Linked DNA regions of Homo sapiens: all the other regions are linked to region 1. Evidence: chromatin loops called from intact Hi-C (ENCODE). Cell type or tissue: ascending aorta. All regions are shown on one strand.

Evidence for each region. A loop is a pair of places that touch in the nucleus more often than their neighbours do. Peaks named below come from ENCODE experiments on the same cell type or tissue, not always from the same donor. Only the 100,000 strongest peaks of a DNase experiment are listed, where the experiment ranks them.
Region 2: it touches region 1 in a loop (2.6-fold over the local background); 2 of 110 quality-filtered maps call a loop at or near these places.
Region 3: it touches region 1 in a loop (5-fold over the local background); 4 of 110 quality-filtered maps call a loop at or near these places.
Region 4: a loop joins it to region 1, with 8 times the contacts of the local background. A loop is called at or near these places in 2 of 110 quality-filtered maps.
Region 5: it touches region 1 in a loop (4-fold over the local background); 3 of 110 quality-filtered maps call a loop at or near these places.

What each region holds. Positions count from the first base shown.
Region 1 is chr1:42,033,428-42,038,427 of GRCh38, reverse strand. It overlaps a transcript of HIVEP3 not described here. Among named protein-coding and RNA genes, the nearest start is that of HIVEP3, 120 kb to the right of the region's middle. RefSeq lists a silencer at 2,237-3,006. In ascending aorta, a CTCF peak has its summit at 2,732 (motif pointing left); DNase peaks (open chromatin) are centred at 2,377, 3,137 and 3,775; H3K4me3 peaks cover 2,101 bases; H3K27ac peaks cover 756 bases.
Region 2 is chr1:41,513,749-41,518,748 of GRCh38, reverse strand. It overlaps HIVEP3 (HIVEP zinc finger 3), which reads left to right. Exons shown (of 9, transcript NM_024503.5): 7 at 261-347; 8 at 4,999-5,000. Among named protein-coding and RNA genes, the nearest start is that of EDN2, 32 kb to the right of the region's middle. RefSeq lists a silencer at 2,397-2,576. In ascending aorta, a CTCF peak has its summit at 2,473 (motif pointing left); a DNase peak (open chromatin) is centred at 2,478; H3K4me3 peaks cover 1,279 bases; H3K27ac peaks cover 787 bases.
Region 3 is chr1:42,460,227-42,465,226 of GRCh38, reverse strand. It overlaps PPCS (phosphopantothenoylcysteine synthetase), which reads right to left. Exons shown (of 3, transcript NM_024664.4): 3 at 3,991-5,000. CCDC30 (coiled-coil domain containing 30) reads right to left here and starts at 1,941. Exons shown (of 21, transcript NM_001395517.1): 1 at 1,329-1,941. RefSeq lists a silencer at 1,995-2,044. In ascending aorta, no CTCF peak of the experiment used is centred here; a DNase peak (open chromatin) is centred at 2,066; H3K4me3 peaks cover 1,804 bases; H3K27ac peaks cover 494 bases.
Region 4 is chr1:42,920,076-42,925,075 of GRCh38, reverse strand. No RefSeq gene overlaps it. Among named protein-coding and RNA genes, the nearest start is that of SLC2A1, 36 kb to the left of the region's middle. RefSeq lists enhancers at 394-483, 904-1,033, 1,690-1,809. In ascending aorta, a CTCF peak has its summit at 1,955; DNase peaks (open chromatin) are centred at 715 and 1,945; H3K4me3 peaks cover 1,850 bases; H3K27ac peaks cover 2,386 bases.
Region 5 is chr1:41,358,928-41,363,927 of GRCh38, reverse strand. FOXO6 (forkhead box O6) reads right to left here and starts at 2,494. Exons shown (of 3, transcript NM_001291281.3): 1 at 1,584-2,494. The coding sequence starts at 1,997. RefSeq lists silencers at 1,779-1,998, 2,199-2,858 and enhancers at 2,657-2,951, 3,019-3,088. In ascending aorta, a CTCF peak has its summit at 2,680; DNase peaks (open chromatin) are centred at 1,668, 1,949, 2,817, 4,557 and 3 weaker places; H3K4me3 peaks cover 2,384 bases; H3K27ac peaks cover 2,873 bases.

The DNA.
Region 1 (5,000 bases):
ATGTCATAGTGCTCCAGCTTGGGGGCACACCAGGCCTGGGCCAGGTAAAGTCATCATCTTCACTGGCAGTCTCCCCAAGCCCATATCTCTTGGAGTGAGTTCCTGAAGGAAAATCAGTGTGATGTGACCCTAAGAAAGAGCTAACGCTTGCTGAAGTAATGGGTGTCCACTTCAACAGCTGTGTGGAAACTAGATCTGAAGGGCACTAAAGACGAAGGGAATTAAAAGTCAAAAGACAGTGGAGATATGGACTAGGGCTGTGGTAGTATTGTGGGATTTATGAATATTTATGAGATAAAAATCGGTGATTGACTTTAGGAGAAGGAAGACGACAGAATCAAGGATGATTCCCAGGTCCTAGAATGTGGTAGTAGATATTATTACTGGAGAGAAGATAGAGGATGGGGAAGGGGAGATGACAAATAGCTTATGACATGCCAAGTTTAAGAACTCTGTGGGACATCAGGTGGAGGCTAGAATTTGAAGCATAGTAACTGAACTGAACTCATAGGCATGGACGACATAACCTAGGAAGGATTCTGGAAGAAGCCACAGAAGAGATCAAAATAAGTTTTGATCTTTGAAGAGATTAAAATAGATTTGCCAAGAAAATAAGATCAAATGACAAAGAACGGAAGGAGGAGGAGAACCAGGAATGTGCAGGGTCATAGAAAGCCACAGGATAAAATTTCAAGGAGAGAGCAGATTTGAGCTCTGGTGCAGGTAGAAGCCACATTCTAGGGAGCTAATGTATAAGTGGGAGTAAAAACGTGTGGGCTACCCTTGCAAGAATCTTGGATGAGAAGGGCTGGTTAACTGCATGGTAACTTGGAGGGCATACAGAGTCAAGAGAGGTTTTTTTTTTTTAATTTTTTAAATTTTTTGGTCATTTGGATTTTTGGTTTAAATTAAAATATCATTCACATACCATAAAATTCACCCTTTTATACAGTTATGTGGTTTTTTATTATATTCACAAAGTTGTACAGTCATCACCACCGTCTAATTCCTTAACATTTTAATCACCCCCCAAAGAGGCTTTGTACTCATTAAGCAGTCACTCCTCAGTCCCCCCTCCTCCCAGTCCCTGGCAACCATTAGTCTACTGTCTCTATGGATTTGCCTGTTTTGGACATTTCATATAAATAGAATCATACACTATGTGGGTTTTTGTGACTGGTTTCTTTCATTGAGCACTATAGTGTTTTCAAGGTTCATCCATGTTGTAGCATGTAACAGAATTTCTTTCTTTCTTTTTTTTTTTTTTTTGAGACGGAGTCTTGCTCTGTTGCCCAGGCTGGAGTGTAGTGGTGCGATCTCGGCTCACTGCAAGCTCTGACTCCCGGGTTCACGCCATTCTCCTGCCTCAGCCTCCCACTTAGCTGGGACTACAGGCACTCGCCAACACGCCCGGCTAATTTTTTGTATTTTTTTTTAGTAGAGACGGGGTTTCACTGTGTTAGCCAGTATGGTCTCGATCTCCTGACTTCGTGATCCGCCCGCCTCGGCCTCCCAAAGTGCTGGGATTACAGGCGTGAGCCACCATGCCCGGCCTTATTATTTTTTATGGCAGAATACTATTCCATTGTATGGATAGACCATAATTTGCTCATCCATTTGTCAATCAGTGGACATTCAGTTGTTTCCTTTTTTGGCCTTCTGAATACACCGCTATGAACATTTGTGTACAAGTTTTAGTACAGACATGTTTCTAGTTCTCTTGAGTGGAATTGCTGGGTCTCCATTGATTTTTGTTGGGCGAGACCTGATACTGTTTACAGGCTGAGGGTAGGGCGCCGGTGCTGAGGGAGAGGTGGTAGAGCCAGGGGTTGGGGAGGAGGAGGGAGGGCTGGAGCAGAGGAGGCCACTTTCTTCAGCATCACTCACTCTCTGTTTGGCACAGTCCTAAATGCGGGCTAATCTCCCTTCACATCTTCTAGACCCTCTGCAAATACCTCATACTTGCTGACCAGGGAGCGAACCCAGGGCTTGAATAAAGCACCCCTAGACCTGGCAGAGCCGGGAACCGGCTGGCTGGTTCGTTTTCTGATGCAGATCACAGTTTTGGGGTCTCCTCTGGTTAGAGCCTGGCCCATTCGGGTTTGGTTTTCTCCTGGACGTTCGTTCACACGTGAATAAGGCCAATTCACCGTGGAGTCTGCGTCTGAATCCTTGTTCCTTAGGTCATCCCGGGGTCCCAGCTGCCCGGGATGAAAAAACGATGCCCGGGTACCAGGGGTCGGGGACCAGCAACGCCGGCGCTCAGCGTAACCGCTACCCTCCCCAGCCACGGCGCACGCGCCTCTTCCCTGCCAAGGAAGGGGCGGGGAGTAGGCGGGGCGGGCACCTTTGAGGCCAATCGAAAGCGAGCATCCCCGCCCTCCGGGCCGATGGACCCAGTTTGACCCCGGCGGTGGGCGGAGGAGGCGGGGCAAGCCGCGCGGCCAGGAAGGGGGCGGGGCCCGGGGTCTGGAGGCGGGGCCTGGGGCTGTCAGTCCCGCGCCCGCCGCCGCGCCACGGCTCCTCGCATGCCGTGGCCCGGGTGGCTGCCAGCGCTGCCGCCCGCCGCCCGCCACCCCGGCATCCCAAGCCGCCTCCCGCCGCCCCGGCCCGGCGCGCAGGTAAGGCTGGCCGCGGCTGCCGAGCCATCGCGCCCCCCTCCTCGGGCTCGGTCTGACGCGCGGGCGCCCTCTCCGGGCCGTGTCAGCGCCGCAGCTCCCGACTGCGCCCGGGGGCGGTCCCGGGGGGCGGGACGAGAGCCCTCCCCATCCCCCCAACGCCTCCGGGCGCCGGCCCCCTCAGCTGGGGTCCCCCGTCTGGCCTCCGCAGCTCCGGCGCAGGGAGCTGTCCCGAGCCCCCCTTCCCGGGCCGATTACACAACCTCCGGTCCTGGGGCGGGGGCCCCTCCTCAGCCCGGGCCCCACACCTGTCCCCGCAACGCGCTCCCAGGCAGAGGGCAGAGACCTGGCGCGACAGCGGGGGCCGGGAAAGTTTCACTTTGTGGTCAGGGGTTTGTTGACGTCTGAGAGATGCGGGGAGACGGAGACTGAGCGGCGAGGATGCGCCTTGCCAGCCGCGTTCCCTGTGCCCGGGGTGGCCCTGGTCCAGGTTTCCCTTCCAGAAGTCCTGCCGGCATCCCGGCTCTGGGCCGGGAGGCTGCTGCTGCAGGGCGCCCGGGTCTCTCCGTCTCTACGTTAGCGAGCTCTGGATTGCAGCAGTCTGGGGACGGCTCAGTCTCTCGCGCTTGCCCCCTTTCTTAAGTTAGCATTGACATTTAGACCAGTTGGACAAATTTACTTAGCATTTTCCTGACACTTTGTATTGGTGAGTTGCTTTCCCATCCCTAATTAGTTAATTAACAAGGTGGGAAAGCTAAATAGATCCTGGAACGAAATGCCTTCAGTCTGGCAACTCTTTAAAAACCTCTGAGAGCTCTAGGCTCTGGTTGCATGGAGAGATGCTTTTGGCCAAGGTGAGAGAGCGATTCCATGTCTTCTGGTTGCTCGAGGAGGCTTTGGTAATAATGGCACGGCTTTCTCTGCCTCCCGCTGATTGTGCCGTTTATTGAGGGTCTTCAGTTTATGGTGGGTTATTTGGTTTTCTTCATTCAAGAAAGGAGGAATCAGAAGTGTTGCTGATTAACTGAGTGTTCCTCAGTTAAGAAAAACACTGAGGTTTAAATAAGTTTGGATACTTGTCTGCTTTACCAGGTTACCTTCGTGCGCAGAAAATCTTGGCTCTTCTCATTCTCTCCCTATCTTCCCAGTAGGGCTGTATCCAGCCGGGTTGGCATTACTGGTTCCTCATTTAGTCTGAAGACCTCTTGCTACATAAGTGTACAGTCCTGCCTAGGGATAACCTCTAAGAGTGGACTTAATTAGCACTTTTATCTGCTCGTTAAGCAATACAGCTTGAAATCTCTTGTAATCAGGCGCCGTTGTAGTGTTGAATCTTTAATAATACCTGATTCATTTTAATAGTGTTTCTATAATAATCTTTCTATTAGCCTGCCGGTTCTGCAACACCAGTAGTTTTGGTATAGAAGCAGCAATTTACTAGAAATATTATCATGGCAAAAACAGTTCTCTAACAGATTTGCAGCCCACTTTACTTAGATAATTACTGATAGAGGCTGTTAAGATTTTTTTAAAAATTTATTATTTGGTGCAGTAAATGTTACAATGCTTCTGATGTATGAGGTCTTTATGAGGTCATTCCTTCCTGTAGTAATGATTACAGTTCTTGTGTCACTTAAATCTGTTTTGGACTAATATTGTGTGAGTTTTCACCCATGCTAATTTATTTTTAGACAAAATTCAGAGCTAACAAGATTTGGTTTTGATTTGCCAGCCTATGTTTTAATAAGGAAGATATTTATTGTATTTTGGGTGTTACATTAGAGGTAGGATAGCATGTTTTATTAACATATATACTGTTTTGAGGGGTTTACAGATATTAAGCTACTAATTTTACAACAGTCCTATAAGGAAGGGATGATGAAATTGAGGCCCAGTTGCTTGACTCAGGTCACATAGTTAAGTAAATGACAGCCAGATTCTAACCTAGGCAGCCTGAGTTCAAAGTCCAAGTTCTTAACCACTGGACTATCCTGCCCCTATGCTTTCAAGAGGCAATTATTTCTACCTGCTGTCTGTACAATATGATATTCTGCACGGTGGGGAGGAGAAGAGCACTTTACAGTGTAATAACCAACATTGAGTTAGGAGTTCTTGGTCTGGTCTTAACTCTGCCACCAGCTAATCTGTGATTTTGAGCAAGAAACCTTATCTCCTTCCCTTTCAATTCCTCATTGGTGGAATAACAGCATTTGAAGCAGATGAACTAATTAGCCTTACTACCTTAGGGAACTGGAGAGATAAGTCAATGCAGATAAGAATTAAATATCCTTCTTCCTAAGGCACAGCATAAGACCAGGTGTCAAGTGAATGGAGTGTGTGTCATAGGAAAGGACTAGGAGGGCATACATTCTGCTGAAACCA
Region 2 (5,000 bases), 520 kb after region 1:
TATACTGTCTGTCCCCTCACAGCCCTCGCCCACCCCACCTAGCTGCTGTGCACTGCCCTGAACAGCAGCTGTGGCTACACTTCTGGGCCTGAGCACCGGGGCAGAGGGATACCCCAGCTCCTGCCCAGCCCTGCAGCTGGCAGGGCCTTGACTGGCCTGAGAAACCATGGCCTGCCGGCCAGGTGCTACCTCCATGAGCCCTGGGTCCGCCCTGGCCTCCTGCCCCATAGCAGAGCCTAAGTATTCTCGTTTCTTTCTAGGGAATCTGACTAAGCACATGAAGTCGAAGGCCCACAGCAAAAAGTGCCAAGAGACAGGGGTGCTGGAGGAGCTGGAAGCCGAAGAAGGTAACAATTGCCAACCTTCTCCGTCCCCTTTCCCCTTGTCCGCTTTCCCTATCCTCCTCCACCTTTCCTGCTTGCCTTCCCTGCTTCCTTTCTGTCTGCTTTGCCCCATTCCCCCTCCTCCCCTCTCTCCCTCCAATAGCTTCACCTTCAGTTCTCCCAAGTATCAGACAAAGGTTAAATTCCCTGAATGATCGAGCCACCTCCCCACATGCTGATAGGATATGCTCTGCAGCCCTAGCTATCATGCATTACCATCTGCCATGCAGGTGGAGCGCCTGGCACCCATGGGTGCTCAGTGAATGTTTACTGAATAAATGCACACAAGAGAACTTACAGCCAACGTTGATTGAGTGCCCACTATGTGTCAGGCGGGTTCTAAATGCATGCCCTGAATTATCCCAGCCAACCCCTCATAGTGACACTGTGGGACACATACTCTCCGAAGCTCCACACCCACACTCCTGCCTACACACTCTGGCATGGGCCTGACACATGGGCCTTTTGGAGCTAGGAGAGTTTCAAAAAAGCCCAAACCAGACCTGACAGCCGCTTGTCACCTCCCAGCCCCATCCCCGTACACACCCCGGCCATGGTGGTCAATCCCCAGGAGGCATCTTAGAGTCAGTCTCTGAGAAGACAGGGCAGAGGAGTCGAAGCCAGTGGGTCTGGCTGAGCACTGCCCAGCCTCAGCAGTCAGGCAGGTGGCCAGAGGGGCTTTGGTGGTGGACGGCAGTCCCTCCAACAGAAGGAGGCTGGAGCCATCTCGCCAGCACCAAGCAAAGCAGGAAGCATACTGATTCCCTGAAATCAGCCCCAGGACTTAGAGTGTGACAGAGAGGAGTGTGTATGCACGCACTGTGTGTCTTGTTCTGTTTTTGTTTTTCCAATTTGGGGATGTATTTGTGGTCTTACAAAAAAGAGTTAAGTCATATTTCCTTTTAGGTGGAATAAGTCATTTTTATAGAGGAGAACACAGTGAACTTGGGGCTGTTCCCCCCCAAAGCTAGAATGGGGTTCACTATGCTTGTCAAGGATACACTGGGCCATATGCACATGTTGTCTCATTGAGTCCTCAAAACAGGTGGCAGAAACTTGTGTCACTCATGTTAAGTCAGGGAAGTCAAAGCTCAGACAGGTAAAAATAGCCCAAGGTCACACAAAAACCCTGGCTGCATGCCAGTCCACTGCCTGGTGGGCTGGACCAGGGGAGCCTGAACCTAAGCCAGAGCCCTCCCCTGAGGTCCCTGCCCTGCCCCAGCCTCATTTTCCCAGTGGAGCAAACGAGGATGCTCAGAGCCACTTTTCGGAGGACGAAATCCATGCATTCATTCCAGAAGTAATTACTGGGCACAGTCTCTGTGCCTGGCTCTGTTCTGGGTGCTGGGGGTTCCGCAATAAATAAAACAGCTCCTGCCCTCAGGCAGTCGGCATGGCAGGGGAGCTGGGCAAGGAACGATGGTGGAGTAGAGCAGGGGCCCTGCCTGTGAAGCCAAAGAGAAAGCAGAAGAGCCAAGTGAGGGCTGGGGCCCGTGGGGAGGGCCGCTGTGCTAGACAGGGCGGTGTGAGCAGAGAACCCACCCGGAGGAACCGGGGTCAGGAGCCACGTGGGGTCAGGGAGGAGCTCTCCTGCAGAGGGAGCAGCAGGTGTGGGGTCCCCGGGGGCCACGGCGCTTGGCCCGCGTGCTGGAGCCCGCTGGACGCGGGGGCAGCCGGTTCAGAGAGAGCTAGAGCCTGAGGGCTGAAGGGCATGGGGGGGTGCCCTGGAGCGGAGGAGAGAGGCAGGGCGTCCTCTGGCCTGTGCCGTGGGCGCGGGGAGCACGGGTGTGCTCAGGAGGTGGAAAAGCGGCGGGATTCTGGGGAGGTTCCGGAGGGAGAGCCCACAGGCTCAGATGACCCCATATGGGGCAGAAGAGAGGGGGAAGAACGAAAAGGAGCCATGGAGGACTCCAAGGATTACGGCCCAAGAGACTGAAGGATGGAGTTTCCACTTCCCGCGACGAGACAGATGCCGGGGGGAGCGGCAGGAGTTCGTGTCTGTGGGACGCGAGGTGGCGCGTGGGAGAACTGCCTGGAAGGAGCCAGGCGCCCCGGCCCTGCCCATGGTGCTGGCCAGGCTGGGCGCTAGCGCCACCGTGTGGCCTCTCCCAGCGGCGCCCGCCGCGCGCTCAAGCTCTCTCATTTGTGGAGCGTTGGCCTGGATCCCAGCAGGGGCGGGGCCGCCCAGCCAGGGGCATTCCCTCAGCGCCCTGCAGGAACGCAGATGTGGAGGCCCCGGCCAGCCCCGAGCTGGGCAGGGGACTCTTGGCTTCCAGCATTCATGCACTGAGTGCCCAGGACGGGCCATTACCCCCACTGGGTCTCAACTTCCACATTAGTAAAGAGGATCTTTAGGAGCCCTCCCTGCTGGACATCAGGAGACGCTGGTCCTGACTCTCCTTCACTCCTAACACTACCCCTGTGACCTTCATCTGCAAAATGCTGACAATCCCACCCCAGCTACCTGCCTGCTGAGACTGGGGGGACAGGGTATCATGGGATGACAGGAGCTGAAGTTTATTGGGTACTTACTGTGTGCCAGACCCTCACAGTCCTCTGAACAGCTTCCTAGAGTGCTTTTATTGCTACCCAGTTTACAGATGAGGAAACCAGACACACAGAAAGTAAAGTATCCAACGTCACACAGCAAGGAAGTGGTAGTGCTGAGATTCAAACCCGACCATTCCCTGCTTCTTAGTGCAGCACATCATTTTTAAACTGTCAGCGTAATAATGCAAGGGCTGTAAACCTTAGTTCTGACTCAGCCACCAGCTCTCACTGGGTCATCTGTGCCTGGATTTTGCTGTATGTAAATGAGGGGCAGGGCCAGGTGAACAGGTGTTGAATTAGGCCCCTCCCAAAGTCCTAGGCAAGGGAGGTAAATGCCTGGGGCATAACTACAAAGTTCACCCCCATCCCCAGCCCTGCTCTCATCCTAATCCTTCATTCCTCCTCTGGTCTCATCACCCTGCCTCTAGCCTCAGGGGCCTCCTTTTGCCTGCCAGCCCCAGCTCCACCCCATAGCTTTTGACCTACATCCGGCTGAATGCCCACTTTTGTCCACTTTGGACATCTGACTGCTGCATATTGAGTGACTTGGAAGTGCTAGTTCCGGGCTTTCTGGCCCCGGGGCAGCTGGGCATGGTTGAGAGCCAAAGCCTAGCTGCCCCAGCGGCCTGAGTCAGTTTCTGTGCCAGCCCTCCTGGTCAGGTGGGTGCAGTACTGATATGTGTGAGCGATGGGGCTGGCTGGCCAGCTCAACCCACCTGTCAGCAACCTCACTCTGCAGACCAGAAACAGGTTCCAATGGTCTAGTGATGGGCCAGCGAACAGGCCAGATGTTAGCGGAGCTCTCCCCAGCATCCGGATTGCTGTCCATTTCAGAGATGCCCAAACTAGACTCCTGACATGTTAGAGGTGACCCGACTGGTTGGGGTCATCCCAGAGGAATCAGACCAGGAGGCTAGTATTCCAGAGCCCTAACCCCCACTTTTAGACTCTATTCAATAACTCTGTCATTATTCTTATAGTCTGTTTAAGGAGTGCAAGTGACCTAAATGTCCAACAATATCTGAAACAAGTATCACAATTTTGTTTTTTGTTTACTCTTGTGAACAATTGCTTCCAAGTCACTCAACATGCAGCAGTCAGATGTCCAAAGTGGACAAAAGTGGGCATTCAGCCACATGTAGGTCGAAAACTATGGGGTGGAGCTGGGGCTGGCAGGCAATGGGAGGGCCCCGAGGCTAGAGGCAGCCTGGACTTCAAAAGGGCAGTGGCTCCTCAGATAAGAGCGTGGCTGGGATGGGGACCTGCTCTGCAGCCTGAGGCCAGCTTAGTCAAGCCGCCCACAGAGGCCAGAGTCCGCCACCTGCCAGATGCCATTGTGCCAGCCACCGGGAGCCTGGTCACCGTGGCAGATGTGTGTGTACACTGACCACGGATGGCTCTGTGCTGCTGGACCAGCCAGTGTGACTGCCCTGTCCTGGAATAACAGATTTCATCATTAATGTATTAATATGGTAGCTATAATTATTTTTAAGCCCTCAATATGTGCCAGGCCTTCATTTTAGTCCTCCTAGAAAACCTGGTGAGGTGAGACCATCACATTCATTCGACAAAGGGGGAGACCAAGCAGAGCAAGGTGGTAAGTTGCCCATGGTGAAGCCAGCACTGAGATGCTAGTGAAACAAACAAACAAACAAACAAACAAACAAAGACTGTCTTCTTTGCTATGGCTCAATCCCAGCCCTACTGCTGTCTTCCATGGGCAAGTTACTTACTTTCTCTTACCTCAGTTTCCTCATCTGTAACATGAGGATGAGAACAGTACCAGCTTCACAGGATTCTCTGAGGTCTAAATGAATAAATATACCTAAAGCTCTCAGAACTGAACATTGCACATTCTAGGCATAAGGGAATTATTGTTCATTATTATTTACAAAGCGCTCCCATATCTGTTACGTTTCTTGGTTGTCCCAACAATCTTGTGCCCTTGCGATGGCTATTTTGCCCAGTCAGCAGGCAAGGAAACTGGGGCTCAGAGAGGAGCAGCCGTGTGGGCAGTGGGGCCAAGGCCCAACTGTGACCTTGGGTCTTCTGTGTTTGCCCTCAGGA
Region 3 (5,000 bases), 430 kb before region 1:
TGATCCTCCCACCTCAGCCTCCAGAGTAGCCAGGCTACAGGAGTGCTCCACCATGCCTGGCTAATTTTTTGCATTTTTTGTAGAGTCAGGTTTTTGCCATGTTTGCCCAGGTTAAATTGTTTTTAAATTTATGCCTTGCTATTCAATAAATACATATTAGAAGAGGAAAGGAAAGGAAAGCCCCTTACAATATAGCATCTAACACTTTTTTCAAGAGTTAGGTTTTATCCAGTTCCAATTTAATGTGCAAGATTGAAAAGGCTGCAGAACTTGTTTTTGTTTTCCGATCTATTCTAGAGGAGAAAGCTGAATTTCTCAGTATTTAAAAACTTGACCTGGCTCTAAGCATGAGACATCACAAACGACTGCTTCTATTGGACTGAGAAATCAAAATATCCAAATCATTGTAGCCCCAAATAGCTGTTTAAAATGTGTATGTTCTGTATGTCCTCAAAATAGGTTTACTTTTAAACCTGAATACTGAAGAAGAAATAGTAAGATTCAACAAGGAATGCGTATTGTAAGACAAATTAAGTCAAGCTTTCCAAGCTAAAATAAAATTGCACTGGATCTAAATTAATCTTATGCCATATTTAAGGCCCTCTGTTCCAGCCTTTTTAGAACAATTGTGTCTGCTCCCTTGCCAAAAATATTTATTTTCAATCACTCCTTATTGTTTTCATTTATTGGCTTACATCACAAAGAATGTTTTCTGATTCAGAAATTGACAGGAAAAGAAGGCACAAGTACTATTTCAATCATCTCCTCTCCAGAAAATTACATCATATCCCCAGTGTTGGGTTCATATGGGCTTAAAGTTGAAATCCTGTCTTACATGATCACTTTGAATGCCCTTTTCACATTGATAAACACATCAATAAAATTTAATGAAACAAGGAACAACCTTCTTTCATTATGTAAGCCTGAAATGGGTCCAATACTGCAATTTTGATTTTTTTTTCCATTTTCAAAACACACTAGACCTACAGTATTTAATGTTTATATTTACCAATTTGCACTTCTCCTAGTCTCTAGTTTACCCAAGACTGAAAGGTTGCCATAGTGCAAAGAAAAACAGAAAATCTTCCCAATGACTGCAGAGCTGGAGAATGCGAAATACTTAGGTACGCAAAGCATTGTAGCAGGAAAGCAGAAGGAGGTGGTCTATAGATGACAGAGGTGGTGCAGACAAATGGACATTCAATAATGTGCAGCGTGAACAGGGAAAAGTTAAAATGGCTGTGAAATAAGCAGGATGAGAAAGCTGGTGCTTGGAGTGATGAGAGAAGTGGAAAAAGTTGTAGCTTGAAAGGCAGAAGGTAACTGACTTCATGACCTCTGATGTTGAGGATACAAAAGGCCTCCAAATCTTCATCGGGATTCAAGGTTCTGCATGACGAACATCGGCCAAAAAAAATCAGAAAACGGTAGTTCTTTGTTCGCGGGCCTACACGTAGGGGAAAGCTGCCCCTCCGTGGACTTCGTAGTGGCCTGGACCTTCGGGCGTTGTCTGTCCAGGGGCGCGTCTCGACACCTCACCTTTAAGTGAGAAAAGGAACGCCGACCTACCTCGCTGAGGATGTTCTAAGCCCGCTCTAATAATAAGCGGCAGCCTAATACTAAATGCTTGTGGCAGCTGGGTCCGGGGAAAACGGGCGAATTCTCCTTCAGGCGGAATCACTCCAGCCAGGGAATAGAAAGGCCGGGCCAGGAGGGGTTCCCCTCCTGTAGTTTCGGACCATACTGGGGAGAAGCAGAAAAGGCCCGTAATGCGGAAAAGAGGGGAGAATGGGTGCTTTCCTCCTTGGGGCTGAGGCAGGAACCTCAAGAACCAAGTCGGAAATTTTCCTGCGGAGGGTGCCGCGAGCGTCCCGGGGTCGCTCGGCCCCTACGCGCTCAGCTGCTAGCTGCAGGTGCCTACGGAGACCTGGGCGTCATAGCAACCGCGCTCGCCGCAGAGACGCAGACGCGTCCTTCCGGCGGGAACCATAGAGACGACGCACGCCAGTGGAACCAGAGACTGTGGTTCTTGTGGAGACTGTTATTATGTCTCACACCATTGGCCTTCGGGTCGGGGGCGGAGTTGTCCCGGCCGTATCGATAGTACAACTCATTCCATTGGCTTTGGAGACAGCTGTAACCATGGTAACATGTCGAGCGTTTGCGACTTAGCGAATACATTTTGTCTTGGGGCGTTCTAGCTCTCAAAGAACTTCCCGCCAGGACTCAGCTGGAGCCCCTGCCTACTAACCTTGGATTTATTTTTCTACAAGTTCCTTCATTCTTAAAGGGGCAGGAAGTGCTAGCTCAAGAGCTCTGAATTTTAGGCCTAGATCGTGTCACTAGCCACGTGGGGCACGTAAGATAAATCACAATTTTTGGATCCAGCTTATTATTGTAAAAAGGAAGAAACTGGGCTTGACTAGAATTGTCCCTAAGGCTGAAGCCCTTTAGAAGTCCTAAGCACTGAAAATTCAGGTAAGATGAACGTTATCTTCCCCACCTATGTAATGCAAAATAAAAACTTATAAATGACACAAAATTTAACATACTCAATTTATATCATCTTTTTAGATGCTCTTATTGCAAAATTCTAGTTAATTATCAAACTCGATTTTAGTCATGTTTTGGGGGCCCTTGCTTTGCTGGTATCCCAAACACAACATTTCTTGGTCTTACTCTAGTTCCCCAAGAGAATACTTCACAAATTTTTGCTGGTTCTACATGCATTATCCGGACGTATTTTACTCTTTATATAATAAAGTGCCTCAACCTCTCCTTCTGGCACTAGACCTCTTGCAAGTGTTTTTTTCTGAACTAAAAGGCTCACCACCAGCACTTGTAGCCCACTTCACTCCTGTTTATCAGTTTAAGTATCACCTACTCAGGGAGACATTCCTTGATCCTCCATCCAAGATCAGGTTCTTAGTTACCCTCATTGACTCATGTTCCTTTTCTTTATACACTTCCATTTGCTATTAAAACACACACACACACTCTCCCCCACCCCCCTGGAATTTTTACTTGTGTAAATAATCTAAGTGCTCTGAATATAAATTAAACTGAAGTGGAAAACACTAAATAATTTCATGTAGAACACTGATTGTTTTTAAGCGTTAACAAGACAGGATATAAAATTCCCAAGGGAGGTAATAATTATGGTAAAGACAAACATTAAGATCACTTCTACTTTTAACCCCATATATCCCCATTGTACATTCAAAGATGACAGTCATCATCCACATAAAGCTATGAATGCAGAGAAGAACATATTCTACTTCTTGCCCTTCAGTACTGCAGCCACTGACAGAGCCCACTGCTTTTGGGGTTTTGCAAATTGGACCTGAAGTTCACTTAAAATCATTGTCAAAGGAGCCTGGGTGGCTGGGCGCGGTGGCTCACGCTTGTAATGCCAGCACTTTGGAAGGCCGGGGCGGGCAGATCACGAGGTCAGGAGATGGAGAACATCCTGGCTAACAAGGTGAAACCCCATCTCTACTAAAAATGCAAAAATTAGCTGGGCGTGGTGGCGGGCGCCTGTAGTCCCAGCTACTAGGGAGGCTGAGGAAGGAGAATGGTGTGAACCCGGGAGGCAGAGCTTGCAGTGAGCCGAGATTGTGCCACTGCACTCCACCCAGGACGACAGAGCAAGACTCCGCTCAAAAAAAAAAAAAAAGAGCCTGGGTAACATAGTAAGACCTTGTCTCTATGAAAAATAAAATATTTAGCCAGGCATGGTGGCACACACCTGTAGTCTCAGCTGCTCAGAAGGCTGTGGCAGTAGGAGTGCTTGAGTCCAGGAGTTCAAGATTACAGTGAACCATGATTGGACCACTGCACTCCAACCTGGGTGACTAAGCATGACCTTGTCTCTAAGAAAATTTTTTTGTTCAAAGGGACTGCTGCTTCCAGAACAGTCTTGACTGCTGCAGTATTTTTCCTCTGTTCAAGGTCACATTTCCTGATTAATGAAGTATTTCAGTCTTAGAATTTCTGTCAAATCTTCTCAATTAAATTTATTGTACTTCTATTATCAGACAGACACAGGGGCTACCCTTCCCTACTCCATGAAACACCATGAATTGTATTTTAAGTCAAATATTTATGTGAAACACAGTACCTGCTTCTACCTTAGTCATCAATGCTAATTTTTCAAATTGCACCTGGACTATCCTACAGATCATTTAGGGAATTTTTTTGCACTATGCTACTTGTGCACTCCAAACCCAAAACGTAGGACAGCAAGAGAAGTATTGAAAGTTTTTCAAAGATTCTCAAGGATTCAAAGATTAAGCAGGGCAGTGGTGTAACACTGCTTTGCTAAGTGAGAAAAACAATAATTGCAACCATTTAGTGAGTGTGAATCAAATGCTAGGCACCAGACTGATGCTTTCTTTTTGCTATTTCATTTGATCCTCACAATAAATGGCATTACTTTGCAGAGAGATTATCCTCATTTTATGCATGTGGACACTGAGATTAAGTCAAATGCCTAAGTTTATAAAGCTAATAGGTGGCACAGCTGGCTAAGTTGACTTCTAGCCCATACTCTACCACACTGTAATGCATCCCTCAGGACAGAGATCACCAAGTGGCCCCTGCCTGGTCCCAGGTGGAAGGACATATTAAGTTAAACTGAAAAGCAGTCCTAAAATACTTGAAATGTAAACTATTACCCAAACATGAGGTGAATCTACAATAAGAAGCAAAAAGTAAATGCAGTGAAAAGCTCACCATTCTACAATCTATCTTCAGGGAGGTATCCTTCTTTCCTACTACTATATTTGATAAATTTCAAACAAAACAAAACATCCTTTCCATTGTGTCAGCTTTTGGACACACACTTTATTGCACTTGATTTTTTTATACATCCATTTCCTAAACAAGATATGTTTATTCATCTTTTTAATCCTCATGGCTCAGCACAGGGCCTGACATACATAGGCATTCAACCAATATTTGATCTCCAAAGCATGACCATTCATGCATCCATAATCCTT
Region 4 (5,000 bases), 890 kb before region 1:
CAAAAGACTTCTGTTGAAAGGAGTTATCCGGGTCCCCGTGCGGGAGGGGGTGCGGGGGCAGGGCAAGAAGGAGAGGCCGGGGGCCCAGGTATCTTACTCCTACGACGCTGCTCACTCAGGGCTGTCCCCACTGGACCAGAAAGGAAACAGACGGGGTGGGGTGGGGTGGGGTGGGGTGGGGATGGGTGGGAGCCCCGCGCCGGTGGCCGGACGCGAGGACTACAAGGCGGATGGCGGGCGGAGCTCATTCACACTCGAGGGCCCAGAACGTTGGCAGAGCCAGGCAGCACCCGAGCCCCGCCCCGGCCCAGAGGTTCAGACCCCGGTCTGAAAAGGCCCGACAATCCACTCGCAGCTGCCTCCCGCCCTGGGTCAGTATCGACGTCCCCGAGCACCGCCATTTCCCAAACTGCAAAATGTCAGCGCAGGCGCAGGGAAGCCGGCCCGCCCTCAGCGTGGTCCAGAGTGCCGCGACGGCACAGCTGCCGGTCGGTCCCCTGACGCCTTTCCTCTAGGGGCCGCAATCCACCCCGGGGTAGAAGATTTGGGGCCAAGGTTCGGCCGCCTACTGCCGGGGTCGATGGCGCATCCTCTCCAGACCTCACAGCGGTCCCCTAAGCCGGGCCACCGGCGGCGCACGGACACGATTGGGGATGGGCGGGGCCAGGTGGTTTCTCCACCAATCAGAGGCGCATTGTTGGGCCCGACGAGGGGCGGGCTCCAAGACTCCACCAATCACACCCTGGCGGTTCCAGGCGCTGGCCCTTGGGGACGACCTGGGCGCCTGCTTGCCAGGCGATGCGGTTTACTCTGGAGGGGGTGACGGTGACTTGTGTATCGCTGGGCATCCCTGGGGACGTAGCTCACCCGGGTTCCTATCCCGCGTAAGGTGACGTCTACGGTTTCTGACGAAAAGGGGTAAATAGATAACGGGACTGTTCTCCAGGCCACCATCTTTTCCCAGCAGTGCTTAGTTGTTTCACTGACAGTGTTATGAGATCTTTCATTTGAAATCTTAGGCGCAAAATCTCCTCTCCCTGGAAGCCTTCTGGATCAGGTTTTCCCGGGAACACTACATCGGCTTGTATTTCCTCCATCAAAGCGCTCTCCACGCTGTACCGGAATTGAGTGTCTTTCCACCACATTGGGGGCGGGGGCGGGGACGAGGGCGGGGGTTGGGGGGGTAGGGCAGCTGCCGCAGGAACAGGACTGAGCCATTCCTTGGTCCCCACTTCCCACCACAGACTCTGGTCAGGATTATTGAATGAATGAAGTAGAATTTAGAAGCCAAGAAGTTCTGAAATCTGAATTCTTACAGTGCAATTTTAGGTAGACGATCTGACAATTCAGGATGTATTTAATAATAGGGAAAGGATATCATTCTTTTCTGTCAACTACATTTTTAATGACCCCTTTTTCATTCTGTGATTTTTATTTCATAAGTCTCCTACAGTTCTGGTCCGTCTGTCCATTGCAATTGCTGGGCCTACTGCTGGCCACTCATCACCTCTCCCAGGATCACTGCAACTGCCTTCTCACTGATCTCTGTGCTTCCTGCTTCCTCCTCATTCTCCACACTGCAATCGATGATCTTCCTAAAATTCAAATCTAGTTATGTCTCTCTCCTACTTAAAAACCTTCCTGGGTTCCTCATTTCTCTCAGGATAATGTCTGTGTTTCTTAACCTGAAAATTCAAGTCATTCATGATCAAGCTCTCGACCTCACCACTGCCCCCACTCAACCCCAACCCTATCCTCCAGCCATCCATCCACTCTGTTCTCTGATCACGTTCTCCTTCTCCTCTGGGCCTCTGAAGTTTCCTCCGAAGAGACTGCCCTCCCACCTACTCCTGTTATCCACTAGGTGATCACACCCCACCACAGCTCAAGGAGTGAGAGAACAGAAGCTGCTAGTTGGGAGTCTGGCTCATCCATTCATTGGCACATTCCTGCCAACTAGTGGCTGTTTTGTGAACATTTTGATCAGGGCAGGGTTTAACCTCACACTTTCAGGGTTTCAGAGATACTACGTTGCTTTGGAGGGAACCCTTGACTGGTCCTACTACAACAAATCCATCTGGTAACCCTGACCCTGGCTTCCCAAATGATCTTCCTAAAAATGTGTTCTGACCACATTATTCTGTGGGTTAATACTCCCCACTTTCTCATGATAAAGCCCAAATTCCTTAACCACATTCTGGCCTTTGCAGACCTTATCTTCCAATACACTCCTTCCACACCCTAATCTCCAGTGAAGCTTGATGTACTCTATGTTCCCAGGACAACTCCTCACCCTAAAACTTTTTGTTCAATCCCCTTTCTCCTGGTCTGCCTTTGGTCTCTCCATAAGATTATCTGATATCAAAATACCAAATTAGCTGTCACTTTCTCTATGAAGCATTTGCTCAATTCTTTGAACCATTACCTAACTGAGTACACACTTGTTGCCACGTTTTCTCCTCAGTTGTGCTGGGTCTTGGAAAAAATATGGTTTCTGGAGTCAGAAATAGCTGATTTAAGATTCCTGCACTGCTATTTAGCTGAATAATCTTGGGCAAGTCACTTCACCTTTCTGATCTTCTGTTTCTTTTCTGTTGTAATATTAAAATGAAATAATATATATTGTAATGCAGATATCGGCTGGAGTTACATCATCTTCCCCCTTCCAAATGTTTCAGAAAGTCTGGTAATCACCCCCAAGGTTTCTGTGAATTCCCAGGGATCTTTTGTTTTCTTTCTTTCTTTTTTTGACACGGAGTCTCCCTCTGTCACCCAGGCTGGAGTGCAGTGGTACCATCTCGGCTCACTGCAACCTCCACCTCCCGGGTTCAAGCAGTTCTCTGCCTGAGCCTCCCAAGTAGCTGGGATTACAGGCCCCCACCACCACACCCCACTAATTTTTGTATTTTTAGTAGAGACAGGGTTTCACCATGTTGGCCAGGCTGGTCTTGAACTCCTGACCTCGTGACCTCATGATCCACCTGCCTCGGCCTCCCAAAGTGTTGGGATTACAGGCATGAGCCACCACGCCTGGCCCCCAGAGATCTTTTATATATTTTTTTTTTTTTTTTTTTTTGAGACAGAGTTTTGCTCCTGTCATCCCTTGGCCTCTTTCCCAGCTCAGGCTTTGGGCCCAAACTCCAACCAGCTTGCCCAGTCCCCACTTTGCTTGTCAAAGGCCTTGACTAATGCTTTGAAATGACAGCTGGTAAGGACCTGTCAATTTACTTGGGCTTTCCTTTACCCAGTTTTTATCAGGGAGCAGGGGAATCACAAATTTCCCCTTAAAATGTGCGATCTCTTACAAAAGTTATTCCATACACGTTTGCATGAAGCAATGGATGAGAAGACTTAAGCGTGTTTATTAAGTGGTAATGGATTTCCTTTGTTCTTGGACTCACTGTTTTTGTCCTAGTCTCCTCATAAAGGACTGGATCCCAGTGCGTCACAATTGTCATGGACAAAGAGCTTGATTTTGAATTATGGTTCAAGAGGAAGGTGGTTTTGACCCCAACCTAGGATATCAGTTTTTCCATCTTCTGCCACTGTCTCAAAACGAATTCCACATCTCTGTCTTTCTTCTAGAGTAGTTATCTTCAAATTTTTTTGCTCACATACTTCCTAAAAGAATTTTGAGGCCAGGCCTGGTGGTTCACACCTGTAATCTCAGCACTTTGGGAGACCAAGGAGGGTGGATCACTTGGGCTCAGGAGTTTGAGACCAGCCTGGACAACATGGCGAAACCCTGTCTCTACAAAAAATACAAGAGTTAGTTGAGTGTGGTGGTGCATGCCCATAGTCCCAGCTACTCAGGAGGCTGAGGTGGGAGGATTGCTTGAGGCCAGGAGGTCAAGGTTGCAATGTGTGAGCTATGATCACACCACTGTACTCCAGCCTGGGAGACAAAGCAAGAACTTGTCTCAAAAAAAAAAAAAAAAAGAATTTGAAAAACTATCTCTTTGCTTATTTTTAGATTGAAGTTACAAATTTGTCTTCTTAAATTCAAATATTTGCAGGAGATTTAATTTCTGATATGTGATATTGTCATTTTATTTTATTTTATTATTTTTTGAGATGCTGTCTCTCTGTGTCCCCAGGCTGGAGTGCAGTGGCATGATCTCGACTCACTGCAACCTCCACCTCCTGGGTTCAAGCAGTTCTCCTGCCTCAGCATCCTGAGTAACTGGGATTATAGGTGCCTGCCACCATGCCAGGCTAATTTTTGTAATTTCTTTTAGTAGAGACGGGGTTTAATCATACTGTCCCGGCTGGTCTCGAACTCCTGACCTCAAATGATCCACCTGCCTCGGCCTCCCAAGGTGCTGGGATTACTGGCATGAGCCACCGTGTCAGGCTGATATTGTCATTTTACAATAAAACTCTTACATTACTCTTCTTTATATATTCAAACAATATACCACAGTGTTACTATATCCATATCCACAAAATAGGAGATTTTGTATATATATTATTAGATTTATACATAAGTATTTCAATATGGGGGGTGCTAATATAATGGTAGTATGTTTTAATTTCCACTTGTTCATTGCTGGCATATAGAAAGCAAATGACTTTTGTATATTAACCTTGTATCCTGCAATGTTGCTATAATTAATTGCTTATTAGTTCCAGTGGTTATTTTGTAGATACTTTTGGATTTTCTATATAGACGATCATGTCATCAGCCAACAACAACAGTTTAATTTCATCATTACCAATCAGTATACCTTTTATTTCATTTTGTTGTCTTGTTGCATAAGCTAGGACTTCCAATACAGTGTTGGAAAGGAATAGTGAAGAGGACATCCTTGCCTTGTTCCTGATCTTAGCAACAATAATGCTTCACATTTTTCACCATTAAGTATAATATTTAGCTGTAGGTTTTTTGTAAACATTCTTTAATCAAGTTGAGGAAGTTTCCCTCTATTTCTAGTTTCCTGAGAGTTTTTATCAGGAATGAATGATGGATATTGTGAAATACTTTTTCTTTCTTTCTTTTT
Region 5 (5,000 bases), 670 kb after region 1:
TGCTGGGTGCTGTGGGCACAGAATGGTTCTGACACTGCCACTGTCTTCCAAAAGCAGGGTAGAGAGGGGAAATGAGACAGAACACAAATGACTAAAACCTGCTACCAGCAGGGAGAGGGCCAGAGAAAGGGGAGTCCTAAGCTAGCTAAAAAGGGTTTAGGGAAGGCTTCCTGGAGGAGGCATCTGAACTCTGTACCCTTGAGGACAGTGAATACATCTACAGGGAGGAGTAAGCCAGGGCATGGGGAGTGCAGGACACACTTGGGGGAAATGTGTTCTGGTGGGGGTTGAGCCCAAGGGGATGGGAGAGGGGATGCGGAAAGAGACCCAGGTCTACTCCTCCAGCCTGTGTTCCTGCCCCACAGTGGCCGGTGAGGGACAGAAGCTGCCAGCACTAACCCTGAGAGCCATGGGCTCCCAGGTCAGGATACCCTGGCTCTACAATGCTGCCCCTGGGTATCTAGAGCTGTTCATGCCCACAAGTCTCCCCTCCTCCACTGGCACACCTCCTTCCTCTGACCCAGCTCACAGGCACCACAGGGCACAGCCCCCTCCCTTGACATAGGCATGCCTCCCTCACAGAGGCCACTCCTCCCATAGGGAGGCTGACAGTTCGCCTCCTAGGCACAGGAGGGGTCTCCAGCCTCCTCTCCCCCAAAGGCATAGACTATCCCCACTCTCCAACAAGATGGCCAGGGGAGGAGCTGGGTCGAGAGGCCACAATCCAAGCAAGCCCCTGTCCCCTCCTAAGGTGGCTCCCCCCTTTCCACTGGCTGGCACTGAGGCCTCCCTGGGGTACCCTGCCCCTCCCCCAGCCCCTAAATGGATCTGGGCTCCGACAGCTAGGGAAGTGGAAAAAAGCATCCTGGGTGGGTATGGACAGATCCCCAGCTCTCAACACCCTGTCCTCACACCAGCAGGGGCCATCACCAGTGACCCCCATCCTGATCTAGGTAAGGGGGGCAGCAGCCACCCCATGGAGAACTCAGATCTCAGGTCACCTGCCGAGTTCCCCACTCCAGGCTGGTTGGTGCCCTAGGGTGAACTCTGGCACCACAAGAAGAACTGTGGGCCCATGGTCACACTCCTCACCCTGGGGACAGCTCCAGGAAGCGCAATGATAGAGATTTGGGAGGGAAAGCCGGCATTGGCCCCAAGTCATTATTCCAGCGCTCTAAGAAGGGTGCCCTGGTGGAAAGGGTAAAACAAGAGTCACACAAAGCAGACTTGGGGGAGGAGGGGGAGGCTCCCCAATGTCCGCGGCCTGGGAATGGGTTCCTCTGCTATGCCCCCAAGGACAGGGTGGGGACGTGCCTCGGGGACGCCTCAAAGCGGCAGTCCCTTGTCACCCTACCAGACCTCCCACCCCGCATCCCTCCCCGCAAGGGAGCACGCACACAGCTGCTCCCAGTACGCCCCCGCCCGTCCGCTGGCCGGCCCCACGCCCTGGGCGCACACTCTGTGACCCCGGGGGGTGCCAAAAAGCCCTCCTTCTGACGGCCCTCCTGGAGCCCAACACACCTAGCAGCCCCTGGAAGCCCCAGTCGGCGTCCCCAGCCCCCTCCCCAGCCGGACGCCCCCACCTTCCAGCCGGCCGAGCTGTTGCTGTCGCCTTTATCCTTGAAGTAGGGCACGTAACGGACCATCCAGTCGTAGATCTGCGAGAGCGTGAGCCGCTTGTCCGGGGCGCTCTCGATGGCTTTGGTGATGAGGTCGGCGTAGGACAGGTTCCCCCACGCGTTCCGCCGAGAGCTCTTCGCTTTCCGCAGCGGTCCGACCTCCGCGCCCAGGGGCGGCGCTGGGGCCATCGCCGGGGCCGTAGCCCGGCGCTCCGGCCCGCAGTCCTCGGCGCCCTCGGCCACCCCTGCGCCCAGCGCTCCGTCCTCGTCGCCGGCCAAGTCAGGCTGCGGCAGGGGCCAGGTACACGAGCGCGGCCGGCTCTGCGGCGCGAAGTCCGGGTCCACGTCCACCTGATGCGCTCGCAGCTTCGCAGCCATGGTCCCGCCCGGCTCGGGCGAGGAGGGGAGGGAGGCTTCGCGGAGGGTGGGCGGGCGGCTCCGGGATCTGCACGCCCCGGGGAGGCCCGCGGGAGGGGTCCCTGGCGGCGCTGTCTCAGCCGCGGGGCGCCATGGGCCGAGGCGCGGAGGCAGGGGGCTGGACGCGCTGGGGAGCACGAAGGGAGGGAAAGACCTGGGCAGTGAGGGGGCGGCGGCCCGGGAGCCCAGCGGGCACACACCTCGCCCAGCCCCGCTTCTAGCACCTGCCGCCTGCCTGCGCCTGCAGCCACCACCGCCACCGCCGCTGCCGCCGCTCCCCGGGCGCCGGCCCTGCGCACGGGCCCTGCTCTCCCGGGACGAGGCCGGATTGCACCATGCCGGAGCCCGAGCCGGTGCCGGAGCCCGCGCCGCCGCCGCCCGGTGAATGCTGCCGCCGCCGCCGCTCCGGCTCCAGCGCCAGCTCCCGCGCCTGCCGCGCTCAGCGCCGGCTGCACCTCGGGATGGGCGGGGGACGGGGAGGGGGCGGGCCCGACGCGGGAGGGGGCGGGGCGTTTCGCCTGCGGCCGCGGAATCCTCAGCCAGCCCAGGTGCCCCGCCCGCGGGCTGGGAGACCGGGCGCTGAGCTCCCAGCTCGGGGCGACCCCGCCGCAGCCCCTGCAAGCAACAGCGCCGCCTACGGAGCAGGGGCGGAGCGGCTGGCGCGACCCCGCCCCCTGCTCGGCGCGGAGGCGGGGGGGCTAGGGGGCGGAGCCCTAACACTCCCATTGGTCCGCGGCTGGACTGTCCTGCCCATGGGCTCGACAGGATCCCTCCCAGAAGCGCGTCACCGGTTATTGTTACAACCCGGGGTTTCCCGGGGCAACGGGATGGGGCGGGGCTCAGGGCACTGGCCCCGCCTTCTACTCCGGAGAGGACTGCCCCGCCCTCTGTTTGTAGACTCCTGACGTTCCCAAGTCTCCGTTCCAGGACTCTGACAGGGAGGATGATCGAACTCTGCTCTTCTTTGTGCCCTGGACTGAGCTGGGGAAAAAGAATGGGTCAAGAATACCTGGGTTCTAGGCTAGGCTTTGCCACAATTCTCGCTCCTCCATCCGCAAACATGTTCTTCATGGTGCCTGTGGTCATAGTTTTAGAGCTCCAGTTCTCAAAGTTTGACGCAGAGCAGAATCATCCCCTAGAGCTTGTTAACATTGCTGGACCCCAACTCCAGAGTTTCTGATTCGGCAGGTCTGGGTTGGGGCCCCAGACTTTGCATTTCTAACCAGCTCCCAGGTGATGCACGAGAGACCACACCTTGCAAACCATTGTTTTAGAGTCTGTGGGAGGTTCTTACTGCGGTTGTTGGAACAAGCACTTGTCTAAAGTTCACAGTGTTTGGGGAGATGCTTCTCAATCAGTTCCTGGATATTTATTGAGCACCTCTGACGCACCAGGCACTGTCCAGGGCTCTACAGTGAGAGCAGCAACTGAAACAAATGAGGTCCCCTACTGCATAGACTAGTCAGGAGTCAGATGCTAATCAGATCATCACATGAGCTCAGAAGGGCGAGGCTAGCCGAGAGGTTGGGCAGTCCGTGGCCTCATCCTACAGGCTGCTGAGCTAGGTTTCCCAGTCACCACTGCACCTGCTGGCCTTCGCTCAGGGTATTTATCCCCTCTGCCTAGAACACCATTTCCCCGCCGCAAGGCCCTCATCAGAGATTCTCCCACTCTTCAAAGCTCCGTGCAAATGTCAACTTAGCCCTGACACCTTCTCTAGCCCCAACTCCCAACACTTTCTGTTCTCTGCTTGCCCAGACCACTTGTTGAGCTGCCAGCAACACCTTGTGCCCCTTTAGCACAATATTCCTATTTTGCCAATCAGGAAACTGAGGCCCAGAATGAGCAGGTGATTCCCCTGGTGGCATGGCCAGGACTGGAATCTCAAGCTCCTGATTTCTTTACCAGCCAGTACCTTGCTCCTGAGGACGCTGGAGATGCGAAGGTCTCTGGGCAGTGGGAGGGCTGAGCCCAGGCCATGGGAGATGGCCTCCTTTCTCAAAAATTTCTTCCTTCCAGTTTAGGACCTGAGGAGCAGGGCCAAGGGTGAGGGTGGGGGTGGGGCTGGAGGAGCCCCTCCTCATTCCCCAGGGTGGGAGCAGGACTTGCTTGCAGATGCCTGGCGTGGCATTTGCCTGAGTCATATCCCAAGGCAAGGGTGGGCATGGGAAGTGCTGGCTGACGACCCCTCCGATCCATACACATACACACATCCTCCAGGTGATTCTGTTTAGAGTCACAAGGAGCCTGAAATCATTGCTGAATCCACCCCCCACCACCACATCACTCGTATGCCCTCCATGCCTGGGGAGTCCATACTGGGAGCTGCTCCCCTAAGGGACCCTGGAGACCGAGCAAGCCTCCCGCCAGTCTGCGGCCCTGGCCCAGCTCTGAGCTGTGAGGCAGAGGCCTGCTGAGGGCCATACCATTGCTGGGAGGATCCTTAGCTGGGGGCCCTGGCACAGGCTGCCAACATGGGTCTGGGAAGCCAGGTTGGCAGAGATGCACTAGAGGCTGACTCAGGCCCCTGCCCTGCCCGGTGTCCACAGCTGCTGCCTGGACTCTCCTCTGAGGCCCATGTCTGGTACACTCAGCTCCTACACACACACACACACACACACACACACACATTCAAACTCACACCCAATGGCACACACTCACATTCTTCTCACTCACAACTTGGCCCCTGCTCACACATTCATTTTGAGGCAGTATAACATAGTGATTAAGAGCATGGGCAAGATACATAACTGCTCAAAGCCACTCTTTCCTACTCTACAAATGACTACCATAATAGCACTACCTTCACAGGATATTTGAAAAATTAAATACATTTATGAATGTGAGCACCAGGCTCAGAATAAGCGCGCAATAAATGCTAGCTGTTTTTATTGCTGCTTTTGTGTGTACATACCTTCCCTTCCTACTTTGCCCAGCTCATACAGTCCCACCTGCTCTTACCAT